2 separate regions of the Homo sapiens genome follow, and region 1 is linked to region 2. Evidence: chromatin loops called from intact Hi-C (ENCODE). Cell type or tissue: HCT116. All regions are shown on one strand. Links, peaks and the distances in the headings refer to the core of each region. The heading gives the core; the rest is flanking DNA.

Region 1 (12,064 bases), core at 1,404-9,403, 140 kb before region 2:
GAGTTCTTCTACAGCAGCAGTTTCTAACATTTTTGTGCATAAATAAGACTGGATAAAGTATATTACATTAAAATACCTATAATGATAAATCCCCAACTTATGATATAGTAACCTATATACTACTTTAGTTTTTTTGAGGCAGGGTCTCACTGTTGCCCAGGCTCCACTGCAGTGGTACGATCTTGGCTCACTGCAACCTCCACCTCCCAGGCTCAAGTGATCCTCCCACCTCTGCCTCCTGAGCAGCTGGGACTACAGATGTGCGCTGCCACACCTGGTTAATTTTTGTAATTTTAGTAGAGACAGGGTTTTGCCATGTTGGCCAGGCTGGTCTCAAACTCCTGGGCTCAAGCAATCCACCTGCCTGGGCCTCCCAAAGTGCTGGGATTACAGGTGTGAGCCCCAGCCATATGTACTTCTTTATAAGGTATTAAATAACCAAATGTAGCACTGAGTCTAACAATCCCCATACTGTCACAGCTTGAGGAGTGACACACACTGGTAACATTGGCTGCCTCTGGTTGAGGGTTACTGAAATTTCAAGACATTTGCAACGACCTAATCTGACAGAAACATGTGACTTCTGTTGGTGACAAAGTCACAGCTACTACTATGTGACTTATTCCCTACATTCATACTTTAAATAAATGCTATATTTCAGTTAAAAACTAGTAAAAAAAATAAAGAGGTCATTTTTTTCCCTATCCCCAGACCCCTCATCTAAAGTCAGTTAGGCATAGGAACAGTTCCTAAGCAAACTTCTACAGAACAATTGCCTTCAGAGCTGTGGCCTGAACGTGCGGGTCCCTGGCTTACTATGATGACTCTTCCTCTTGCCCTTCTTTCCTCCTCTCAGTGTATTTGGTGCTCCCTTCTTCAGCTCCATGTTCCACAAAAAAGAGCTCTCATCCTTGTTCTCCTCCCTCCAATATGATACTATTTACTGCTTCCCTACAACCAACCATCCCTACCAGCTGTCCAGGCACGACCCCTCCCCTCAGGGAGCCTATCGCTGCTTCTGTGGACTCACCTCTGTTCTCTCACTGTTGTGTCCCATGGAAGTCCCTGTTCTTGTGCAGAACTTTTTTTTTTCCTTTTTTTAAGACAGGGTCTCCTGCGTTGCCCAGGCTGGAGTGCAGTGGCACAATCTTGGCTCACTGCACCCGCCACCTCCTGGGCTCAAGTGATCCTCCGACCTCAGCCTCCTGAGTAGCTGGGACACCACCACACCTGCTAATTTTTGCATTTTTTGGTAGACGGGGTTTCGGCACGTTGGTCAGGCTGGTCACAAACTCTTGGGCTCAAGTGATCCACCTGCCTCGGCCCTTCCAAAGTGCTGGGATAACGGGCGTGAGTCACCATGCCTGGCCTAAAAAGTTTCTATTTAAATTATTTTCCTTAATGTATAACTCCTTTCTGTAAGAGAAACTTAACTTTTTTCATATCACCTCACACTGCCCTTTCTCACTGGAAGCCTCCCTTCTTTTTTTTTTTTTTTTTTTTTTTTGAGATGGAGTCTCGCTGTGTCACCCAGGCTGGAGTGCAGTGGCATGATCTCAACTCACTGCAACCTCTGCCTCCTGAGTTCAAGTGATTCTCCTGCCTCAGTCTCCTGAGTAGCTGGGATCACAGGCATGCGCCACCACGCCTGGCTCATTTTTGTATTTTTAGTAGAGACAGGGTTACACCATGTTGGCCAGGATGGTCTCAAACTCCTGATCTCAGGTGATCCGCCCGTCTCAGCCTCCCAAAGTGCTGGGATTACCGGTGTGAAACACCGCACCCGGCTGCCTCCCTTTAAAAAAAAAAAAAAAAAAAAATTGTTGGCTGGACGTAGTGGCTCAAGCCTGTAATCCCAGCAATTTGGGAGGCCAAGGTGGGCGGATCCCCTGAGGTCAGCAGTTCGAGACCAGCCTGGCCAACATGGCAAAACCCCGTCTCTACTAAAAATACAAAAATTAGCCAGGCATGGTGGCAGGCGCCTGTAATCCCAGCTACTCGGGAGACTGAGGCAGGAGAATCGTTTGAACCCAGGAGGCAGAGGTTGTAGTGAGCAGAGGTCGTGCCACTGCACTCCAGCCTGGGCAGAGAGCAAGATTCTGTCTTTAAAAAAAAAAAAAAAAAATTGTTTTGAGACAAGGTCTCACTCCACATCCTAGACTGGAGTGCAGTGTTGTGACCATTGCCAACTGCAGCCTCCAACACCTGGGCTCAACCAATCCTCCTGCCTCAGCCTCTCAAGAACCTGGGACTACAGGTATGTGCTACCACACCTGGGCAATTTTTTTTTTTTTTTTTTTTGTAGAAACGAGGTCTCACTATGTTGCCCAGGCTGGGCTTGAACTCCTGGCCTCAAGCAATCCTCCCGCCTTGGCCTCCCAAACTACTGAAATTACAGGCAGGAGCCACAGCACCTGGCCAGAAGCTTCCCTTCTGTCTACTCCTGCAACCTACCAGTCACAACAGTGGGGGTGGGGCTGGCTCCTTTTTCATCTTCACGGCCACTTTTTTTTTGTTTTGTTTTTTTTTAAGAGATGGGGCCTTGCTCTGTCACCCAGATTGGAGTGCACTGTCATGAACCAGCTCACTGCAGCCTTGACCTCCTGAGCTCAAGCAATTCTCTGCCCTCAGCCCCCCAAATAGCTGGAACTACAAGTGTGCCCCACCATACCTGGCTAATTTTTGTATGTTTTGTAGGGATGGTGTTTCACCTGGTTGGTCAGGCTGGTCTCGAACTCCCGAGCTCAGCAATCCACCCACCTTGGCCTCCCAAAGTGCTAGGATTACAGGCGTGGGCCACCGTGCCTGGCCTTCACGGCCACTTTGGAATTCCTAAAGCCACCCATGTCTTCATCTGGTTGCACCATTCTACATTAGTCTGCCACCTTCTTTTTGCAGCCCTTTCCCTAGTTGCATTCTTAGAATCTTCACCATCCAGACATGATTTACATTCAATTCGCCGTTCTTCAACTTCCCTGATAGTCACTGTTCTATATCAATTACAAACTAGCAAAGCTACACCTATAATCTCTTTCAAACTCTGGGTCACGAAATATACTTAATGGGTCACAGTCAGCACTGTTTTGATGAAATAGAATGGATTTTTTTTTTTTTTCTGTAGAGACGGGGTTTTCCCATGTTGCCCAGGCTGGTCCAGAACTCCTGGGCTCACATGATCTGCCCACCTTGCCTCGGCCTCCCAAAGTGTTGGGATTACTGGTGTGAGCCAACACGCCCGGCTGATCAAATAGAAAAGAAAATATCAGAAAACATCGGACATAAAAATTAGCTGGGTGTGGTGGTACGCATCTGTAGTCCCAGCTACTAGGGAGGCTGAGGTGGGAGGATCGCTTGAGCCCAGAAGGTAGAGGCTGCAGTGAGCTGTGATCACACTGCTACACCCCAGCTTGGGAAATAGCGTGAGACTGTCTCGAAAAAAAAAGGAAAACACTGGACATGGTAAAACTAAGCACAGACATACACAGAAACACACATCCTGGGTCATTATGAACAACATAGCTCTCGGCGGGATGTGTTTAAAATCAGGTAAAGCGAGTACTTTCCACCTATGACCATGTACCCAGAGTCTCCCAGTGCTGCTTGATCATTCTCTATCTCAGCCACCTGCCCTTTGCCCGTGGCTCCATAAGGCTTTAACTTGCCCTTCATGGTCTTCTCGGAGCCTTCCCTCATCGGATGTTTCAGACCTCATTTGTTCTTTGTGAATCCCCCACTGAACGCACGCCTGGCCTTCCGTTAGAGCCACCGGCATGGTACTCTCAGTCTTGGCTCCCTCAAGCCCCACCACCCACCATCCCTCCTCTAAAAATTAGTCCTTGCGCCTAGGTCTCAGCCTTTCAGTGTTGAGGCCTCTCTGCCACCTCTGTGTGTCTTCAACACATCGAAGCCTGCTACCCAACTCCTTGTTTGACTTTGGACAAGAAGCGAAGGGAAGAAGAAAAAATAAATGCAGGTGCTATCTTATGGAGGTGGGGCTATGGATATTTGCTTTCATTTCTCAGTTTATTGTCATAATCTAAGGTATAGTACACTATAGACACAGATGCTAAGACTCTCATTTCTGATTTGAATCAGACCTAAGGGGAGAAGGCGCCTTGCAGAAGCTGGTTAACTCCAACCACCTGAGAGCCCCAGGAACGACAACAGGTAATAAACTGGAAGAAAAATGAGTAACTGCTTAATTTAAAATTAAGCTCTTTTAGATAGCAGCCAACTTTATCTCATTTCTTTCTTAATACAAATAAATGACCCAGAGATACTTATTTCAAGTGCCTTAAAAAATCATATACACTGTCGTTTATGCTTCACCATCACACTAAAACTGGGTCACTGTGACTTCCTTCTGCCCAACTCAATGTGTGTATCTCCTTCCTCAACTTCCCTGACCTCTCTGGTTAGACTAAGGGCAAGAACCTCAGGTTCCAGTTTTTCTAACTGTTCCAGAAAATGCAAAAGACACAGTTGTATTCTGTATAGAGGCTAATGGCATTTGCCTGCACGACAGAAAGACTTGAGTTTGAATGCCAGTCCCATCAATTACTAGCCATGTGACCTGGGCAAATTACCTTCCCTCTAAGTGTCGGTTTCTTCACTGTAAAATAGGATAGAGTACCTAAACTGGCTGCAGAGTGGGTCACACCTGTAATCTTGCAGTGTGGGAGGACTGAGCTCAGGAATTCAAGACCAGCCTGGGCAACAGAGCAAGACCTCATCTCTACTAAAAATAAAAAAGCTAGTTGGGAGGCTGAGGTGGGAGGATCACTTGAGCCTGGGAGGTCAAGGCTGAGGTGAGCCATGATCACACCACTGCATTCTAGCCTAGGCAGCAGAGCAAGACCTTGTCTCAAAAACATGTGTGGCGGCTCGTGCCTATAATCACAGCATTTTGGGAGTCTGAGGAGGGAAGATCGCTTGAGGCCAGGCATCCAAGACTAGCCTGGGCAATATAGTGAGACTCCATCTCTACAAAAATTTAAAAACTAGCTGGGCCTGATGGTGCATGCCTATAGTTCCAGCTGCTCAGGGAGCTGAGGTGAGAAGATTGCTTGACCTGGGTAATCGAGGCTGTGGGTGAGCTGTCATTGTGCCACTGCAGTCCAGTCTGGATAACAATGTGAGACCCTGTCTAAAAAAAGAAGAAACAACAGTACCTAAACCTCAGAGGGCTGTCTATTGTAGAGAACAACTGAGATCCAGCTGGACCTATCTTGTGAGGGTATGTGGTGAGAGAAACACTCAGGAAACATTAACCATGCTACAACATCCCAGAGCTGTTTCCTCCTCCCTTCAGGGGGCAGAACCCTGATTTTTTTCCTGTGTCCGTTTTTCTCCCAGGTGAGTCAGGTAAATTCCATCTAGTGTAAGCCAGTGTCATGACCCATTCCCCTTTCTAGCCATCAGCTTAGCTGCATGCATGTCACCCACTTCTGGCCAACGAGAAATAAGGTATCTGATCAGGGAGCTCTGGAAAAGGTTTGCAAACTCTTAAAACGACACAGGGGTCACTCCTTCTGCTGGATGTTGTTGTATATGGTGTCATGGCTGGAACTGGGGTAGCCTCTTGTAATTAGGATTCTAATAAAGCAGCAAAATGATAGGATGTCCCCTCCCACACTGTGCCAGGGCTGGTCTGTAGGACCCACAGAACATGACAGAAGTGATGCTGTGTCATGTTCAAGATCAGGTTATAGAAGACTCTGTGGCTCCTGTCTCAGGCGTGCTTGCTCTTGCGTGCTCTCTCTCATTCTGTCTCTCGCTCTCTCTCACAGGTCACTCTAGGTGACTCATGACTCATGCCACGTCGTGAGGAAAGCCCAGGGAGAGGCTCACGTGGCAAGAAACTGACGCCTGAAGAACTGAGTGAGCTTTCTTGGAAGTAGATCCCTGAGCCCCAGATGATGGCAGTCCAGGCCAACAACTGACTCCAACCTCATGAGACCCTGGGCCAGAACCACCCAGCGGAGCCACCTCCAGACTCCTGACCTACAGAAGCAGCGAGGTAATACATGTTTAATGTTTTCAGCTGCTAAGTTTCAGTGAAATTGTTAAATAGCAATGGATAACCAATAAGTTCCCTTGTTTATAAGAACTAGATGAATGTTTTAAAAACATTTTGACAATGTCCCACATAAATGTATTTTAAATTATGACTCAGTACACATATATTTGAAATGAAAATAAAAGTTTCAGCCAGATGTGGTGGCTCACACCTGTAATCCCAGCAATGTGGGAGGCCGAGGTGGGTAGATCGCTTAAGCCCAGGAGTTTGAAACCAGCCTGGGCACAGCCTGGGCAACATGGCAAAACTCCATCTCTACAAAAAAAAAATTACAAAAATTAGCTGGGCGTGGTGGCACATGCCTGTATTCCCAGCTATGTGGGAGACCAAGGTAGGGAGGATGACTTGAGGCTGGGAGGTTGAGGCTGCAGTGAGCTGAATTCGCACCACTGCACTCCAACCTGGGCGACAGTGTAAAAATCCTGTGTCAAAAAAAAAACAACAGATAAGTTTCAAAAATTGGTAGTTAAACTTACAGTGCATTCTGATATTTTCTTTTGTTTTTTTTTTTCTTGAGACCAAGTCTTGCTCTGTACCCCAGGCAGTGGTGTAGTGGCTCGTGGCGCGATTTCAGCTCACTGCAGCCTCAACCTCCTAGACTCAAGCAATCCTCCAACCTTGGTCTCCCAAGTAGCTGGGATTACAGGAGCCCATGACCACGCCCAGCTCTATTTTTAGTACAGACAGGGTTTCACCATGTTGGCCAGGCTGATCTCAAACTCCTGACCTCAGGTGATCCTCTTGCCATGGCCTCCCAAAGTGCTGGGATTACAGGTGTGAGCCACTGTGCCTGGCCGCATTCTGGTATTTTCTTGAAAAATAAGTTGATCTCATGACCCAGTAATGGGCTGCAACCATGAGTGTGGAAAAACATTGTACTGTATGACATCCAAAACTACTTCTATTGCTAACATCCTATTATTACCCCAAAGTAGGCTGAGACAGAAGGAAAGCAGAGGACAAGTAACCTCTGGACTAAGTACCTACACCTGTATCTTCCCGGAGGCATAGTTACTCAGTATCAGGAAGGCCACTTACTCCTGCCCATGAAGTTTTTTTAAAAAGCTGCTTCTGAAACAACACAGGAGCTCATACCTACAGCATCGCTGATTTCCAGAGCAGCCAATAATTGCTTCGAGACCTTAATCACCATCTGCATATTTCCAAAAAGTCCCTCAAAATCAATGTTTGGTACCTGAGAAAAGGAAACAAAACATAAAAATGCACGGAAATGAGCTTAATGGCATTTCAATCATCTTAGGAACAGCTCTTCAAGAATTGTAGAAAAATTGCTCAAGGTCACTTTCTTCACTCACTTTCATGAAGTTTCCAGACTAGAAATATCCAACATTATCTTTAGTGTCATCCTTTGTCCTTGATCCAACTATTCTCTGCCACCCCAACCAGCACTTTAGTAAAGTGATAATGGAACCAATTTGGCCTACAAATGCACTGGGATACAAATTCCCACCCGCAACCAACATCCCGTAGCACTGCCTACCTGCTGCAGAAGTACTTGGGAGTGAATGCTCCAAGGGTGTAAACCCAAGCCCAGCCCAGCTGGTCAAGTTACAAGCAACAAGGACTATAAACCCCAGGACATTGTTACCCTTTTCTTACTACCTCCAGCATCTAGAAAAGTCCCTAGCCTACTCACATGTTAGTAAGGGTTTCCTGGATAAACTCTATATGAACAGGTACTAGAGTCATGTAACTGCTCACCCCCAGGTTTTGTTACATCATCACTCAGCCTTCTAGCAGGGCCACGATTCAGACTCCCTGGAACTGCTTTCAGGAGCCACAGAAACAGGAAGTGTCCTAGGAGTGACTGCAGTGTCTGGTAGGTTAACAGTAGACTTGACAAGTGAAAGGATGCTGAAGGCTTAGCTGATGACACACGTATGTTGAGGCCCTTGATTAAGAGCAGCAGCACTCACAGTCACAGTTTCTATTTCAAATCCAATAAATCTGTGGCGAAAGCTCCTATATCCTAATGCTTCTGGCCTGGAGGACCATATTCAAGGTCAAACTAACTCTGTCTCCCAGTTCCCACCTGTGCCTGCTGCATGGGTACCATGATCCGCTCAATACACATTTCCAGATCCCGAATGTAGTCTCTTTCTGTCTGAAGAAGTTCTTCTATGACCTTGGCTCTCTTCTCCAGCATCCTCTGCTCTGGATTTTCGGCAGACACAGACCCAGAAGGGGCCACCAGTGATGAAGACTGGGAGGAGAGGAGCGTCATTTCTAGAAGGGAAAAGAGAACTGGTTAGCAGCTCTGGGTGTAAAAGCAGCACCCTTCCACAGTTTGAGGCAAACAGAACCCATTTCCTGAGAACCAAAGGTCTCACTATTGTCAACCCTCAGGAAATCAGATCGCACATGTCAGTTGTAAACAGGGACAGCTGAAGCGCTTAGAAAGCCATCACTGCAGAGAGAACTCCAACCTGTGCAATACCATTTTGAGAATGTGTCCTGAAAAGAAGTAGCTAGCCCACTTTGAGTGAACAAAGCATGTCTACAAGCTCCTTGCAAAAGAGGTTAGAGGGGTCTGACCTTATAAGACTTGCTTTCACTTAATCAGATATAAAACATGGTCCATGATCAAAGCACCAGAAATAACAAGCTGGAAGTTCAAAATACAGATGTAGCACATTAAACAGAATATTATGGGGAACACAGAACAATGCCAACTAAGGGTAAAATAAAAAATAAGAAATTATCCATCTGAGATCTGGATAATTATAGGACCTATCATTTTCCAGTCACTGTAATGGTAGGTCAACACTAGCATATAATGAAATAGGTAAAAAAAATTGTTTAGATTTTCCCTATGAAAACCTTAACCAAAACTCACAAGCAGGTTTTGTTACTCAAATGTCCTAGTAGATACAAACTTACTATAAACATGAAGCTTATCAATGGTATTTTCAAGTATAAGAATCTCTAAGAACTAAACTGCATTATTCTAAAAAACAAATATGTATCCTGTCATTAGCTTTTACAATTATCTGACTATTACTTAGATACACAGGATGAGAGAGTTATCTATAAACATGGAACAGCGTTTGTTCATCTGAAATGAGCATTAAACATGGTAATAAGCAAAGGAAAAGAACAGCAGTGAAACAATCAGCCTCTGCTTAGTCTATCAAATTCTTTATGATCCAATTAAACAACTACAAATTTGGTATGTAAATATACTAGTAAGTCTGAGTACAATTACAGGACTATTTTAACCCAGGTTTAAGAAGCAAAAACACAAGTGTTCAAACTACTTAAGGAAAGTCGGCCTTCACAGCAGATTTTATTCTCCAAAACACTTTCCACACTGCTTTCTCTCAGAAGTTAGGAATTCTGGGACGGGTGCAGTGGCTCACGCCCATGATCCCAGCACTTTGGGAGGCCAAGGCTGGCAGATCACTTGAGGTCAGGAGTTCGAGACCAGCCTGGCCAACATGGCAAGCTTCCATCTCTACTAAAAATACAAAAATGCTAAGCATAGTGGCACACACCTGTGATCCCAGGTACTTGGGAGGCTGAGTCATGAGAATCACTTGAACCCAGGAGGCAGAGGTTGCAGCGACACGAGATAGTGCCATTATTGCACTCCAGACTGGGTGACAGAGAAAGACCCTGTCTCAAAAAAGTAATTCCAGTGTTTTAGAATACAACCCAAATTCTGGTTTCTAGATGCCATTCTCCACTAAAAGGAGGCAGGGTTCTTTGAAGAAATGGCTAATTCCAGGGCTGGGGCAGAGAAGGTATAGCTGAGCCTGAAATGTGGGAGAAAGTGAAGAAGTACTCAACAACATGGTGGGGATAGGTCAAAGGGCACAGAGGCCAGCTTGAAGGGGCTCCCACTGGCCAATCTGGCACAATTTGAGTATAAATGAAAAAGCACAATGGATTATTCCACTGAATAAGAACCTGTAAGTACATATTGATAATATGTAAGTACATAAATAAATGGGGGAGAAGAGAAAACTCTTTGTTATGGTAGAATGTCAGCTGATAAATAAGAGAAGAAATAATGGAGTCAGCAAATCACCATTTTAGGCCAAGTGTGGTGGCTCATGCCTATAATCCCAGCACTTTGGGAGGCCGAGGTGGGTAGATCACTTGAGCTTGGAGTTCAAGACCAGCCTGGGCAACATGGTGAAACCTCACCTCTACAAAAAATACAAAAATTAGCAGCACATGGACTGGCACACACCTATAGTCCCAGCTACTCAGGAGGCTGAGGTGGGAGGATGGCTTGAGCCTGGGTGGCAGAGGTTGCAGTAAGCTGAGATTATGCCACTGCACTCCAGCCTGAGTAAAAAAAAAATCTGGCCAGGTGCAGTGGCTCACGCCTGTCATCCCCGCACTTTGGGAGTCTGAGGCTGAGGCGGACAGATCACCTGAGGTCAGAAGTTCGAGACCAGCCTGACCAACATGGTGAAACCCCATCTCTACTAAAAATACAAAAATTTGTATTTTGCCTGTAATTCCAGCTATTCAGGAGGCTGAGGCAGAGGTTGCAGTGAGCCAAGATTGCACCACTGCACTCCAGCCTGGGAGAACAGAGCAAGACTCCATCTCAAAAAAAAATCCATGTTCATACAAAATACACACTGAAGCTTACTAAGGGGCACAATATATGCAATGTACTCTTAGTTCATTAAAGAAAAAAAAACTGCATGTGGAGAGTGGGGATTGACAGAGAATGAGATAAAAACAGCAAAATGTTAAATATGGGTGAATTTGTATAAAATGTATACAGGAGTTTTCATTGTACTATTGCAATTTTCTGTATATTTGGTATTATTCAAAATAAAACTTAAGACATAACAGAAAAAGCTCTTTCTCGAACTTTTTGGTAGAATGAATGGCAAAACTTGAAGCATAACCCTGATTTCATCAGTGTTCGATTATGATTCTAAATTCATTGTGTTACATATAAAATTTATTTCTAATAGGCTTGTTTTAAATTTTCTTTGTGATCTCAAAGCAACAGACTTTCAATCCCAAATATGGTCTCATTAGTGCCAAGTTGAGAATAGAAACTCATTTTAAATACAAGACTAAAAAGCTCTGGAGAGGGAGAACATTTACTGAATTCCTATCACATGCCAGGTACTTTACAGATTATATCCCTGAACTCATTTAATACTCACATCAGAATTTTTAAGTAGGTATTATTACTCCCATTTAATAGGTAAGAAAATCCAGGCTTGGAGAGGCTGACAAACTTGTCTGAGGTTATATAGTGAGTAAATGGCAGTTGTGGATTTAGAACCTAAATATATTTAAATCCAAATCCTGTGCACTTAATCCTGCACCATTTGGTTTCCCTGGCCTGGAATCTCAATGAGAAAAGGTCAGGGGCTTATTTGCTTCAAATCTTAAAAACTCCCTGGAAACCACTGTGTACTCTCCTGAGAATCAAAATTCTACTAATTATAGTAGTTGAAAACACAAAGTACCAGCAAGCACTTACTCATCAATCAGAAGCCAGCCAGCCTATGTATTAGATTTTTATTTCTTTAAAATGGAGAAAAACAATAACAATTCTTTTAAACTACCAGCGTGCCTTCCCCTGTGCCCCCACCCCCCGAAAATGGGGTTTATAAACTCTTGAGCAGCCTTTAAAAACCCAAACACTTTGGTGTGATTAAAAACCCCTGTGGGATGTTTTCACTATATTGCAGTTTCCTGGACACCATCCCTGGGATTCAGATTCAGCAAACCTGGGTGGGACCGGGGTATCCGCAATTTTAATAAAACCCTAGGTGTTTCCTTCCCTCCTCTTTCTCTTCCTCTCTCTTTAAAGGAGGGGGTTGTTACCCAGACTAGTTTCAAACTCCTGGGGCTCTCAAGCGATCCTCCCACCTCAGCCTCCCAAGTAGCTGGGACTATAGGCATGTGTCACTGCTCCTGGCAACCCAAGGTATTTCTGAAGACACAGGTGACCTTCAGGTGCCACAAACATTTATTAACACT
Region 2 (12,064 bases), core at 1,768-9,767:
ACTTGGGAGGCTGAAGTGAGAGGATTTCTTGAGCTCGGGAGATTGAGGCTGCAGTAAGCCATGACTGCACCACTGCATTCCAGCCTGGGTGACAGAGTGAGGCTGTCAGAAAAACAAAAAATAAAATAATGCAACAATAAAAATAGTACCAAGTAAAAATACAATATAACAAAACTATTTACACAGCATTTACATTGTATCAGGTATTATAAGTAATCTAGAGATGACTTAAAAGTATATGGGAGGATATACCTAGGCTAAATGCAAATACTATGCCATTTTATAAAAGGAACTGGAGCACTCTTGGATTTTGGTATCTGAGAGGGTGCTGGAACCAACTGGGTGCCAAGGGATCACCATACCATGTCACTTAACAATGTGGGTACATTCTGAGAAATGTATCCCTAGGTGATTTAATCATTGCAGAAACATTATAGCATGTACTTGTACAAACCTAGGTGGTATAGCCTCCTACACACATAGGCTGAAAGGTACAGCCTATTGCTCCTAGGCTACAAATCTGGACAGCATGTTACTATACTGAATGCTGCAGGCAATTGTAACACAGTGGTAATTGTGTTACATATTCTTTTTTTTTTTTTTTTCAGATGGAGTCTCACTCTGTCACCCAGGCTGGAGTGCAGTGGTGCAATCTCGGCTCACCGCAACCTCCACCTCCTGGGTTCAAGCAATTCTCCTGCCTCAGCCTCCCAAGTAGCTAGGATTACAGGTGCCTGCCACCACACCCAGCTAATTTTTTGTATTTTTAGTAGAGATGGGGTTCACCATGTTGGCCAGGCTGGTCTCGAACTCCTGACCTCAGGTGATCCACCCAACTCGGCCTCCCAAAGTGCTGGGATTACAGGCATGAGCTACCGTGCTCAGCCTGTGTTACGTATTCTAAATCTAAACATATCTAACCTAAATCTAAACATATCTAAATATAGAAAAGTATAGTAAAACCATGGTATTATAATCTTATGAGACCACCATTATACACACGGTCCACTGTTAACCAAAACGTCATTATGTGGCACAAGGCTGTAATTATTTAGTAGAGTTCAATTTCTCAGTGGTAAGAAAAGGGCTGGTTAATTAGAGGTGCTGTGGGGAGAGGGGTAGATGAGGAAACTGGAGCCTGCCCTGTCTAACTGAGGCTGAGCTCTGAAACAAGGTGTATGGCAAAAAACCACTTCCCACAGGGGACTCAGGAACCCCCACATGCCCAATGAGGGTTTGTAAACTTGAGTGCTGCAAGGTAGGTGATGAAAGACTACACATCCCTTCAAAATCTTTAGTAACATCTACTTTGCTCAATAATGTTTTTAGTGCAAATGGGTTCTTCCTGGGGAACTCAAAGAGGTGGAGAGTGCTATGTCGTGCTGGGGACAGAGCCAGGATGCAGCCATGCCTTAGGGGCAGCTGCACATATTTCCATATCCAGCAAATGTTTTGAAAGATGCATATTTATTAAATGTCCATGTACAAAGAAGGGTAGCCATGGCACTAGGTATTTGCATGTCAAATTCTTTGCTTATTAAGATGCTATTGGCTATTGCTGAAATGATCCTCTGGGATTTCAGAAGAACTGGTCACCTAATTTTGCTATGGGAACAACATCAATGATGGATCACTTACTTCAGCATTTCAGACATGGTTCAGAAATCTTCACTGAGCACTAACTCTTCTGCAAACTCTGTGCTAGATTCTGGAGGTGCAGCTGCCAACCAGCCAGAACCAGTCTCTGGATGCAGTGTGGACTGGCATGGAGCCTAAACCAGACTCTCAGAATAGAAAAACCTTACCAAACACCACTAGATGTATGTACTACCACATCAGCTTTCTTTTCTTTCTTTCTTTCTTTTTTTTGAGACAGAGTTTCACTTTTTTGCCCAGGCTGGAGTGAAGTGGTGCGATCTCAGCTCACTGCAACCTCTACCCCACAGGTTCAAGTGATTCTCCTGCCTTAGCCTCCTGAGTAGCCGGGATTACAGGTGCATGCCACCATGACCAGCTAATTTTTTGTATTTTTAGTAGAGACAGGGTTTCACCATGTTGGCCAGGCTGGTTCCGAACTCTTGAACTTAGGTGATCCACCTGCCTCGGCCTCCCAAAGTGCTAGGATTACAGATGTGAGCCACCACACCCGGCCACCACATCACCTTTCAATAGATCCTAATTTTTTTCATGATGACCTAGAGATGGCTTACCCCTGGAACAGATGGAGACCATTCTGAATTGTTCTGAATATGTTTGTATTTAAATATGTCCCAGATAATAAAATAGAAAGAATGCTTGATCTGATCTGAGAGCAGGAGCAAAGCCTTTCTGAAGGGTTGCCTGGCACTGTGGGTTTCAGGCAGGGCCTCTCTGCAGCTGCCTCATCTCCATTTCTTTCTTTCTGGCTTGGGGCTGCACTTTGGCTCTGACTCCGTGCCTTCTGCTGGGAGCTCTCCTCACAGGGCTTACTTGAGGGATGCTTCTTTTGAGGTGGAAGTTAACCTGGAAGAAAAAAAGCAGGAGCTACGAGATCCGTTTGGACCATCTTTTGCCATAGTTCCAGTTTCTGAGGGCTGGGTACTAGGGAAAATTATTATAGCAGTGACCCAGAGAAGCACTGGTGGTGTCATATAGACTTGGCTAACGTTCCCCCAAAATTGGTATGCAATCATTGGTGATAGATAGAGTGTGACTGGATGAACTTAATATACATTGATTTTACATGTATTAGAAAAAGATGGGCTGGGTGTGGTGGCTCATGGCTGTAATCCCAGCACTTGGGAGGCTGAGGTGGTGGATCACCTGAGGTCAGGAGTTCAAGACCACACCGGGCAATATGGTGAAACCCTGTCTCTACTAAAAATACAAAGAAATTAGCCAGGTGTGGTGGTGCACACCTATAGTCCCAGCTACTCAGGAGGCTGAGGCGGTAGAATTGCTTGAACCCAGGAGGTGGAGGCTGCAGTGAGCTGAGATCTTGCCACTGCACTCCAGCCTGGGTGACAGCGAGACTCCATCTCAAAAAAAAAAAAAAAAAAGAAAAAAATTAGGTTGGGCATGGTGGCTGTAATCCTTGCACTTTAGGAGGCTGAGGCGGGCAGATCACTTGAGATCAGGAGTTAGAGACCAGCCTGGCCAACATGGTGAAACCCCGTCTCTACTGAAAATACAAAAATTAGCTGGGCTGGTGGCACATGCCTATAGTTCCAGCTACTCGGGAGGCTGAGGCAGGAGAACTGCTTGAACTCAGCAGGCAGAGGTTACAGAGAGCCAAGATCACGCCACTGCACTCCAGCCTGGGTGACAGAGTGAGATTCCATCTCAAAAAGAAAAAAAAAAGTAAAGAAAAGAAAGAAAAATATATCTACACATCAAATATGATTTCACCAATACTGCCACTTAGGACAAGAGCCATGATTGACGGTGCTGTAACAATCTTCTTTATGCTGCCTGGGTGACTCACAGGTGCCATGCTCAGGCATGCCAGTAAGTGTCACCATGCTTCAGAACTAAACCTTCTGCCTACTTGTTTGACTTCAAAGATAGTAGAGATGATAAAGAGTGTTGGTATGGACTTGGGGATTTATTTTACTTTTCTTTTTTTTTTTAATTTTAGAGATGGGGTCTTGTTATGTTGTCCAGGCTGGACTCAAACTCCTGGGTTCAAGATCCCCCTGCCTCAGCCTCTCAGCCTCCTGAGTAGCTGGGATTACAGGCACATGCCACCACATCCTGCTTGGATTCTTAAACTGGAAATTTCCATGTGTGTTAATGCATCCTTTCAAGCACTACATTGCAACCTCTCTTCTGGCCACAGCACGCAGATGGAAAGATACTTTTCACTGACAAATGTGGGACATTCTGGGTGTGGAAGAGCCGTAGAACTATCCCAGGCTGAAGAGGAAGGAGAGGGAGTGGCACAGTGTCCTAACCACACTCCTCTGGGGCAGGCCTGGGCTTTCCCACCCTTGGAACAGCTTGAGCCCCTGAAGCCAGCTGGGAGTTAAAAAACATGTCACTGACTAAGAGGCCTCTCTGTAGGGTTATTTCCTGCCCCTTCCGCAAAAATTGATAGCCAGTTTTTCTGCTAGTTCCTCCAGGAGGGAAGGGGAGAATCAGAGCCAACTGTGCTGTATTATTTACCAATTCCTATTTAGTAACATAGGAATCTAGACAGAAAAAAATGAGAGAGAAGAGAGACAAGAAAATGAGGCAAGGACAGAGGAAAAGGAAAGGAGTGGTGACATGTGGAAGGCCTTGGGGAAAAGCAAAGAAAACACTGGGCCCCGGAAGATATTTTATTTCATTTTATTTTTATTTTGAGATAAGGTCTTACTCTGTCATCCAGGCTGGAGTGCAGTGGTGCAATCACGGTTCACTGCAGGCTCCATCTCCTGGGTTCAAGTGATCCTCCCACCTCAGCCTCCCAAGTAGCTGGCACTACATGTGCATGACACCATGCCCGGCTAATTTTTGAACTGTTTTGTAGAGATATGATTTCGCCATGTTGCCCAGGCTGGTCTCAAACCCCTGGGCTCAAGTGATCTGCCAGCCTCAGCCTTCCAAAGTGCTGAGATTACAGGTATGAGTCACCGCACCCAGCTGAGACATTTTAAAGCTGGAAACTCTGTAGTAAACAATCTTTTTTTTTTTTTTTGAGATGGAGTCTTGCTCTGTCACCCAGGCTGGAGTGCAGCGGCACAATCTCGGCTCACTGCAACCTCCGCCCCCTGGGTTCAAGCAATTCTCTTGCCTCAGCCTCCCAAGGAGCTGGGATTACAGGCATGAGCTACCACACTTGGCTAATTTTTGTATTTTGAGTAGAGACAGGGCTTCGCCATGTTGGCCAGGCTGGTCTCGAATTCCTGACCTCAAGTGATCCGCCTGCCTCAGCCTCCTGAAGTGCTGGGATTACAGGTGTGAACCACCACACCTGGGCAATATTTTTTTCCTTTTTTCTTTCCCAGACAGATGGATATCTGCTTTAGACTGGGAAGGGAGATAGACTCCTTTGTGATCAATAAATGGGTTTTTAGTTGTTACTGTGTCTGGAAATTGTATCCAAATGACAGACATCTTTTCTCCTCTGAGTATATTTGACATAATGATGGGTTATGTTAATTTATTTAAAGAATATGTGAAAAGGGGGGCAAAATCCTTTGAAATTGAGTGTGTTACTCAAGAGGACGTGCAGTTGTTTGAATTTGGCGTTGAACAGACTTGCTGGTAATGCAAAACTTATATATGTAGCTGCTTAACAGTCATTCAATTTTAGGATATAACAAGAAAAAAGGGAAAGAGGACCCCAGATCAGCTCATAGGCTGCAATGAAAGATTTACTCTCTGTTTCCTGCAACTGTAAGCAGAAGTAATTTACATTATTTAGGAGATGGGACTAGGGGAGGGGATGGAGGAAGAAACTATCTGGAAATTCTCAAAGGACTTAAAGCATAGTTCTTTCTCCTGATCCTTGTGTTACAATAAGGAGCTACAAACACAGGTTGTACACTTAGTATGAGTTCTGTAACACATTGGCTAAGAAGGGAGCCAGAGAGCCTGATATAGGTTCGAATCCTGACTCCCACCACTTGCTATGTGATATTACACAAGTTTCTTTTATCTTCTCTAAGCCACAAATGGGGATACTTGCATCTACCTCACAGGGTTGTTGTGAAGGTTAAATGAGATAATGCTGGAAAGCTCTCATATCATGTCATACATAGTACTTATTCAATAAATAGTAAAAGACAAGCTTGACTGGACTGCATTGTGTTAATAGGGAAAGGTGGTGGGAGGGTCTACTAAGGGTTGTGTACAGGAGTGAGGCGGCCCTAGGAAAGGCTGACTTTTAGGAAATGAGATCTGTAGATGTCTGTTAAATAGGACTGCCTCATTATTTTGTCCTCATTTGAGAAATCTGAGGATTAGTGTCTACGATCTCTGAGCTCTGTTAGCTCTGAGATCTTAATACAACCAAAACTGAAAAGATCCAGGCTGTAAAATCAAAGAAGTTCTTTGCTTCTCATCCTATCTATAAAAGAAAGCCCTGGAGAGTTTAATCTTGAAGAGTAGCTGGCTTTTTGCGGCATGAGTGGAAAGCAAGATCAGGGCCCAGGGAGCACCAGAAGGGATGGTAGAGCGCCCTCTGGTGGCAGTCCTTGCCAGTGGCACAGAAGAATGCAAGCCCGCTGCCTTCTCTGTAAAAACTGGTCTTAAAGAAACCATCAGATTTAGGCCGATCACAGTCTAGGCGGAGGGAGCACAGTGGCTCACGCCTGTAATCCCAGTGCTTTGGAAGGCCAAGGTGTGAGGATCTCTTGAACTCAGGAGTTCAAGGCTGCAGTGAGCCATGACTGTACCACTGCCCTCCAGCCTGGGCTACACAGAGAACCCGTCTCTACAAAAAATAACAAAAATTAGGCCAGGTGCAGTGGCTCACGCCTGTAATCTCAGCACTTTGGGAGGCCGAGGAGGGTGGATCACCTGAGGTCAGGAGTCCAAGACCAGCCTGGCCAACATGGTGAAAACCCGTCTCTACTAAAAATGCAAAAATTAGCTGGGCGTGGTGGCACATGCCTGTAGTCCCAGCTACTTGGGAGGTTGAGGCAGGAGAATCACTTGAACCCGGGAGGCGGAGGTTGCAGTGAGCCGAGAATGTGCCATTCACTCCAGCCAGGGCAACAGAGCAAGACTCTAGTCTCAAAAAATAAAAATAAAAATGGCCGGGTGCGGTGGCTCACGTCTGTAATCCTAGCACTTTGGGAGGCCGAGGTGGGCAGATCACCTGAGGTCAGGAGTTCAAGATCAGCCTGGCCAACATGGCAAACCCCTGTCTCTACTAAAAATACAAAAAATAGCTGAAGATGGTGGCACATGCCTGTAATCCCAGCTACTTGGGAGGCTGAGGCAGGAGAATTGCTTGAACCCAAAAGACAGTGGTTGGAGTGAGCCGAGATTGAGCCACTGCACTCCAGCCTGGGTGGCAGAGCGAGACTCTGTCGAAAAAAAAAAAAAATTAGCTGGACATGGCGGCATGTGCCTGTAGTCCCAGCTACTTGGAAAGATGAAGCAGAAGATCTCTTGAGTCTGAGGCTGCAGTGAGCCATAATCACGCCAGTGCACAGCCTGAGGGACAGAGACACTCCCTGTCTCTATGAAAGAAGAAGAGGAGGAAGAGGAGGAGGACAAGGAAGAGGAGGAGATATCTGACCTATCTTGTTTGACTGTAGGTCAAGGAGAAGGAGGAGGAGAAGAAAGAGAGGAGGAGGAGGACATATCTGACCTCCCTTGTTTGACTGTAGGTCATAAGACCCTACCTTGTTTGACTATAGGTCATGAGTCCCTCTTTCCAGAGAGGGTACTGACCCACACACAGAAGGAAGAAATTCATGGTCAGAGAGCCCAGAAGAATCTGGAAAGATAGGCCTTGCTAGATTTCTTCACTCAGTGCATAGCATTAGCTGATACTTTTTTTGTCCAGTTGCATTTATTACCTAGCTGTACCTACTTTGTTGAACCTACACATAAAAGTGGACAATTTCCCCGGTATCTTTGGGCCTTCATTCTGAAGGCTCCTGTGTATACACGTTAAATAAATTGGTATGCTCACACAAAACAAAAAAAGAAAAAACAGGCCGGGCATGGTGGCTCATGCCTGTAATCCCAGCACTTTGGGAGGCCGAGGTGGGCAGATCACCTGAGGTCAGAAGTTCGAGACCAGCCTGACCAACATGGAAAAACCCCATTTCTACTAAAAAAAACCCACCAAAAATTAGCCAGGTATGGTGGCACATGCCTGTAATCCCAGCTACTCAAGAGGCTGAGGCAGGAGAATCACTTAAACCTGGGAGGCGGGTGTTGCGGTGAGCCGAGATCATGCCATTGCACTCCAGCCTGGGCAACAAGAGCGAAACCCCCTCTCAAAATAACAATAATAATTATAATAATAAAATAAAATAAAAATAAATTGGTATGGCTTTTCTCCAATTAATCTGCCTTTTGAGAGTTGATTTGGCCCCTGCATACTAAAGGCTTTATGTGCATGTTCTCATTTCAGCCTCTGGTGAAGGAGGCACTATTATTACCAATTTACTGAGAATAAGAGAGATTAGGTAATTTGTCCAAGGTCTGTGGGCAAATGAGCTGAATTTAGAACTAGACAGTGCTTTAAATCACTATGCTATGTTAGACAGAAGAGGAAAAGCCAAAAGGAAGTGAGGAAGGATATAACAGGAGAGTGACAGAACAAAAATTAGGATGTGCGAGCAATTAATTCTTTAAAAAACAGTAAAAGAAAGAAGCTGGGCAAAGATTAGAGCTGTGCAATCACTTAAGATTTTGCAAGGGCCAAGGGTGGTGGCTCATGCCTGTAATCTCAGCACTTTGGGAGGCTGAGGCAGGCAGATCACTTGAGCCCAGGAGTTCAAGACCAGCCTGGGTAACATGACGAAATCCTTTTTCTAAAAAAAGAAAAATTAGGCGGGCATGGTGGTGTGTGCTTATACTCACTCCCAGCTACTCGGGAGGCTTAGGCGGCAGGATTGCTTCGGCCCAGGAGATCGAGGCTGCAGTGAGCCACAGTGGTGCCACTGCACTCCAGCCTGGGTGACAGAGCAGGACACTGTCCTCCAAAAAAAGACTGTATAAGTGATCTCTACAGTGCACCGTCAAGCTCAGCCTAACTCACCAACGTTGGTTCCGCAGGACCCACGGTCACAGTTACTGTCTCTGGGTCATACCCAGGTGCTGTGGCACTAACAGTGTAGATACCTGGAAGCAGCAGCCGGAAGTAATCACCATGGTCACCTGAAAGTCACAAAGATATAACTCAGTCTACTGATTAAAAATCTGTCCCAAATAAGCTAGGGTTTTTATCTGACTACAAGGTTGGCTTTTCTTTTTTTTTGAGACGGGGTCTTGCTCTGTCACCCAGGCTGGAGTGAAGTGGTGTGATCTCAGCTCACTGCAACCTCTGCCTCTCAGGTTCAAGCAATTCTCCTGCCTCAGTCTCCCAAGTAGCTGGGATTACAGGTGCGTGCCACCATGCTCAGCTAATTTTTGTATTTTTAGTAGAGACGGGGTTTCATCATGTTGGCCAGGCTAATATCGAACCCCTGACCTCAGGTGATCTGCCCGCCTCAGCCTCCCAGTGCTGGGATTACAGGCGTGAGCCGCTGAGCCCGTTGGCTTTTTTTTTTTTTTGAGATGGAGTCTCACTCTGTCACTCTGTTGCCCAGGCTGGAATGCAGTGGTATGATCTCAGCTCACTGCAACCCCTACCTCCTGGGTTCAAGCAATTCTCCTGCCTCAGCCTCCCAAGTAGCTGGGATTAGAGGCGTGCACCACCACACCCAGCTAATTTTTATATTTTTAGTAGAGACGGGGTTTCACCATGTTGGCCAGGCTGGTCTCAAACTCCTGGCCTCAGGTGATTTGCCAGCCTTGGCCTCCCAAAGTGCTGGGATTACAGGCATGAGCCACCGAGCCCGGCCGTCTTTTCTTTTTCAAAATAAATAAACAGAGTCCGGTTCTCACTATGTTGCCCAGGCTGGTCTCAAACTCCTGGGCTCAAGTGATCCTTCCGCCTCAGCCTCCCAAAGTGCTGCGATTACAGGCATGAGCCACTGCCCCCAGCCTGGCTTTTCTTAATAGCATGAAACTAGTAAAGATTTAAATCATTTGTGGACTATCTTAATAGGAGTACGGCCTCAGCTCCTACGAAGCAGGAATTTTACTGTGCTCTACACTGAACATGTTAAATGTAATTCTAGACCCTGTAGTTTAATACAAACTCCCCTCCAGTAAAGGATCACTAGGAGAGAGGAAAGGTTGAAAGGTCTGTGAATGTTTTGCCTAATAAAGAAACTACATGAGACCACAGTTTTGATATTTGAAAGGCCACTGTGAAGAAATGATGTCTATCTAAAGAAATAAGAATGAGAAGTATGGGTTTAAGTTGCAGGGAGGCAGATTTTGCTAGACAGAAATAAAACCTACTGAGGCCAGGTGCGGTGGCTCATGCCTGTAATCCCAGCACTTTGGGAGGCCCAGGTGGGTGGATCACCTGAGGTCAGGAGTTTGAGACCAGCCTGGCCAACATGGTGAAACCCCCATCTCTACTAAAAATACGAAAATTAGCCAGGCGTGGTGGCACATGCTTGTAGTCTCAGCTACTTGGGAGGCTGAGGCAGGGTAATTGCTGGACCGTGAGAGGTGGAGGCTGCAGTGAGCCGAGATCGCGCCACTGCACTCCAGCCTTGGTGACAGAGCAAGATTCTGTCTCAAATAGAACAAACAAACAAACAAACAAACAAATCTGTTGAGAGAAACAGAGCTACAAAAAAAGGAATGGACTGCTTTATGCAATTGTGAGCACTCAAGCACAGACTAGATCAGAAGCCTGGAAAGGCCACGCAGATGTACAGTGCAAAACCTGTACCACTGAACATGGAGGCCCTGGGTTGGACAAAAAGCTGCCGGTGGTGTTATATGGGTGTAATCTTATATTCAATGGGAAGGCTGGACTACATGACCAGTAAAGATACGATTTTGAGAGTCCTATCTCTTTTTTTGAGATAGGGTCTCATTCTGTTGCCCAGGCTAGAGTGCAGTGGTGCTATCATAGCTCACTGCAACCTTGAACTCCCAGACTCAAGCAATTTTCCTGCCTCAGCCTTTTGAATAGCTGGGACTATAGACACACACCACTGTGACTGGTAAATTTTATTATTTTTATTTTTTGTAGAGATGGAGGTCTTGCTATGTTGACCAGCATGGTCTTGAACTCTTGACCTCAAGCAATTCTCCCAGCTCAGCCTCCCAAAGTGCTGGGATTACAGGCATATGCCATTGTGCCCAGTGAGAATCTTATTTTTAATATTTCTTCTATTGGGCTGGTTGCAGTGGCTCATACCACTGCACTCCAGCCTGGGCGACAGAGCGAGACTCTGCCTCAAAAAACAAAAAAATTTCTTTTATCATCTTCAAAAGTATGGCAAGGGAAAAATAAAATTCAAAAGAAGCCTGTTTTTCTATAACAAGGAAAGTGCATTTTGGCTAATGACTTTCCATCCCTTTAGACTCAATTATGACAGTGATTTTAAAATTCATTTTAAGTATATAGCAATGAATATTTGAAATAATAAATACAATAAACATTGAGACAAACAATAATGAAGAAGTCTTTTTCTGCCCCCTATTAAATGTCTGTAATTTACTTTAAAATACTTCAGCAAAGTACATGTGTTGGATAGTTGAAATGACACCCCAGGGGTTGTCATTTTCTTAACTGGGGACTTGAATCCTGAAGTGGTTAGCGAGTGTTGTATCAGAAAGGCCCCATTCCAGATGCAGCTACTATGAGGGCTTCAGCTAGCTTTCTCTCTCATCAACACTAGATGCTTTGCTAAGTAATATAATGAATGTTTACAATGGGTTTTTTCCCTGATGAAATGAAAAAAAATTTTTTTTTTTTTGAGATGGAGTCTTGCTCTGTCGCCCAGGCTGGAGTACAGTGGCTCAATCCTGGCTCACTGCAACCTCCACCTCCTGGGTTCAAGCGATTCTCCTGCCTCAGCCTCCTGAGTATCTGGGACTACAGGTGCCTGCCACCATGCCTGGCTAATTTTTTGTATTTTTAGTAGAGACGGGGTTTTACCACGTAGGCCAGGCTGGTCTTGAACTCCTGACCTTAGGTGATCCACCCGCCTTGGCCTCCCAAAGCGCTGGGATTACAGGCATGAGCTACTGTGCCCAGCCTAATAATTTGTTAATTAACACAATGGCTGGTGAAAGTGGCACTTATTGGAAAAATTAGTGGGGTTTAATATGTTTTGTTTTTATTGTTGTTTTGAAACAGAGTCTCACTCTGCCCAGGCTGGAGTGCAGTGACGTGATTTCGGCTCACTGCAACCTCCACCTCCCGGGTTCAAATGATTCTCATGCCTCTGTGCCTCAGCTTCCCGAGTAGCTGGGACTACAGACCACACCACCACACCCAGCTAATTTTTTTTTTTTTTGAGACAGAGTCTCACTCTGTCACCCAGGCTGGAGTGCAGTGGCATGA

What was found. A loop is a pair of places that touch in the nucleus more often than their neighbours do. Peaks named below come from ENCODE experiments on the same cell type or tissue, not always from the same donor. Only the 100,000 strongest peaks of a DNase experiment are listed, where the experiment ranks them.
Region 1: it touches region 2 in a loop (6-fold over the local background); 14 of 110 quality-filtered maps call a loop at or near these places.

The regions. Positions count from the first base shown.
Region 1 is chr10:99,900,821-99,912,884 of GRCh38, forward strand. It overlaps DNMBP (dynamin binding protein), which reads right to left. Exons shown (of 17, transcript NM_015221.4): 5 at 8,133-8,326; 6 at 7,175-7,274. Among named protein-coding and RNA genes, the nearest start is that of DNMBP-AS1, 20 kb to the right of the region's middle. RefSeq lists an enhancer at 5,112-6,311. In HCT116, for the core only: a CTCF peak has its summit at 5,911; a DNase peak (open chromatin) is centred at 5,841; H3K4me3 peaks cover 1,416 bases; H3K27ac peaks cover 2,602 bases.
Region 2 is chr10:100,040,072-100,052,135 of GRCh38, forward strand. CPN1 (carboxypeptidase N subunit 1) reads right to left here. Exons shown (of 9, transcript NM_001308.3): 8 at 8,687-8,805; 9 at 2,122-2,502. The coding sequence ends at 2,356. Among named protein-coding and RNA genes, the nearest start is that of CPN1, 36 kb to the right of the region's middle. RefSeq lists an enhancer at 4,285-5,111. In HCT116, for the core only: CTCF peaks have their summits at 3,553 and 6,147 (motif pointing left); DNase peaks (open chromatin) are centred at 3,480, 3,776, 4,570 and 6,150; H3K4me3 peaks cover 796 bases; H3K27ac peaks cover 3,156 bases.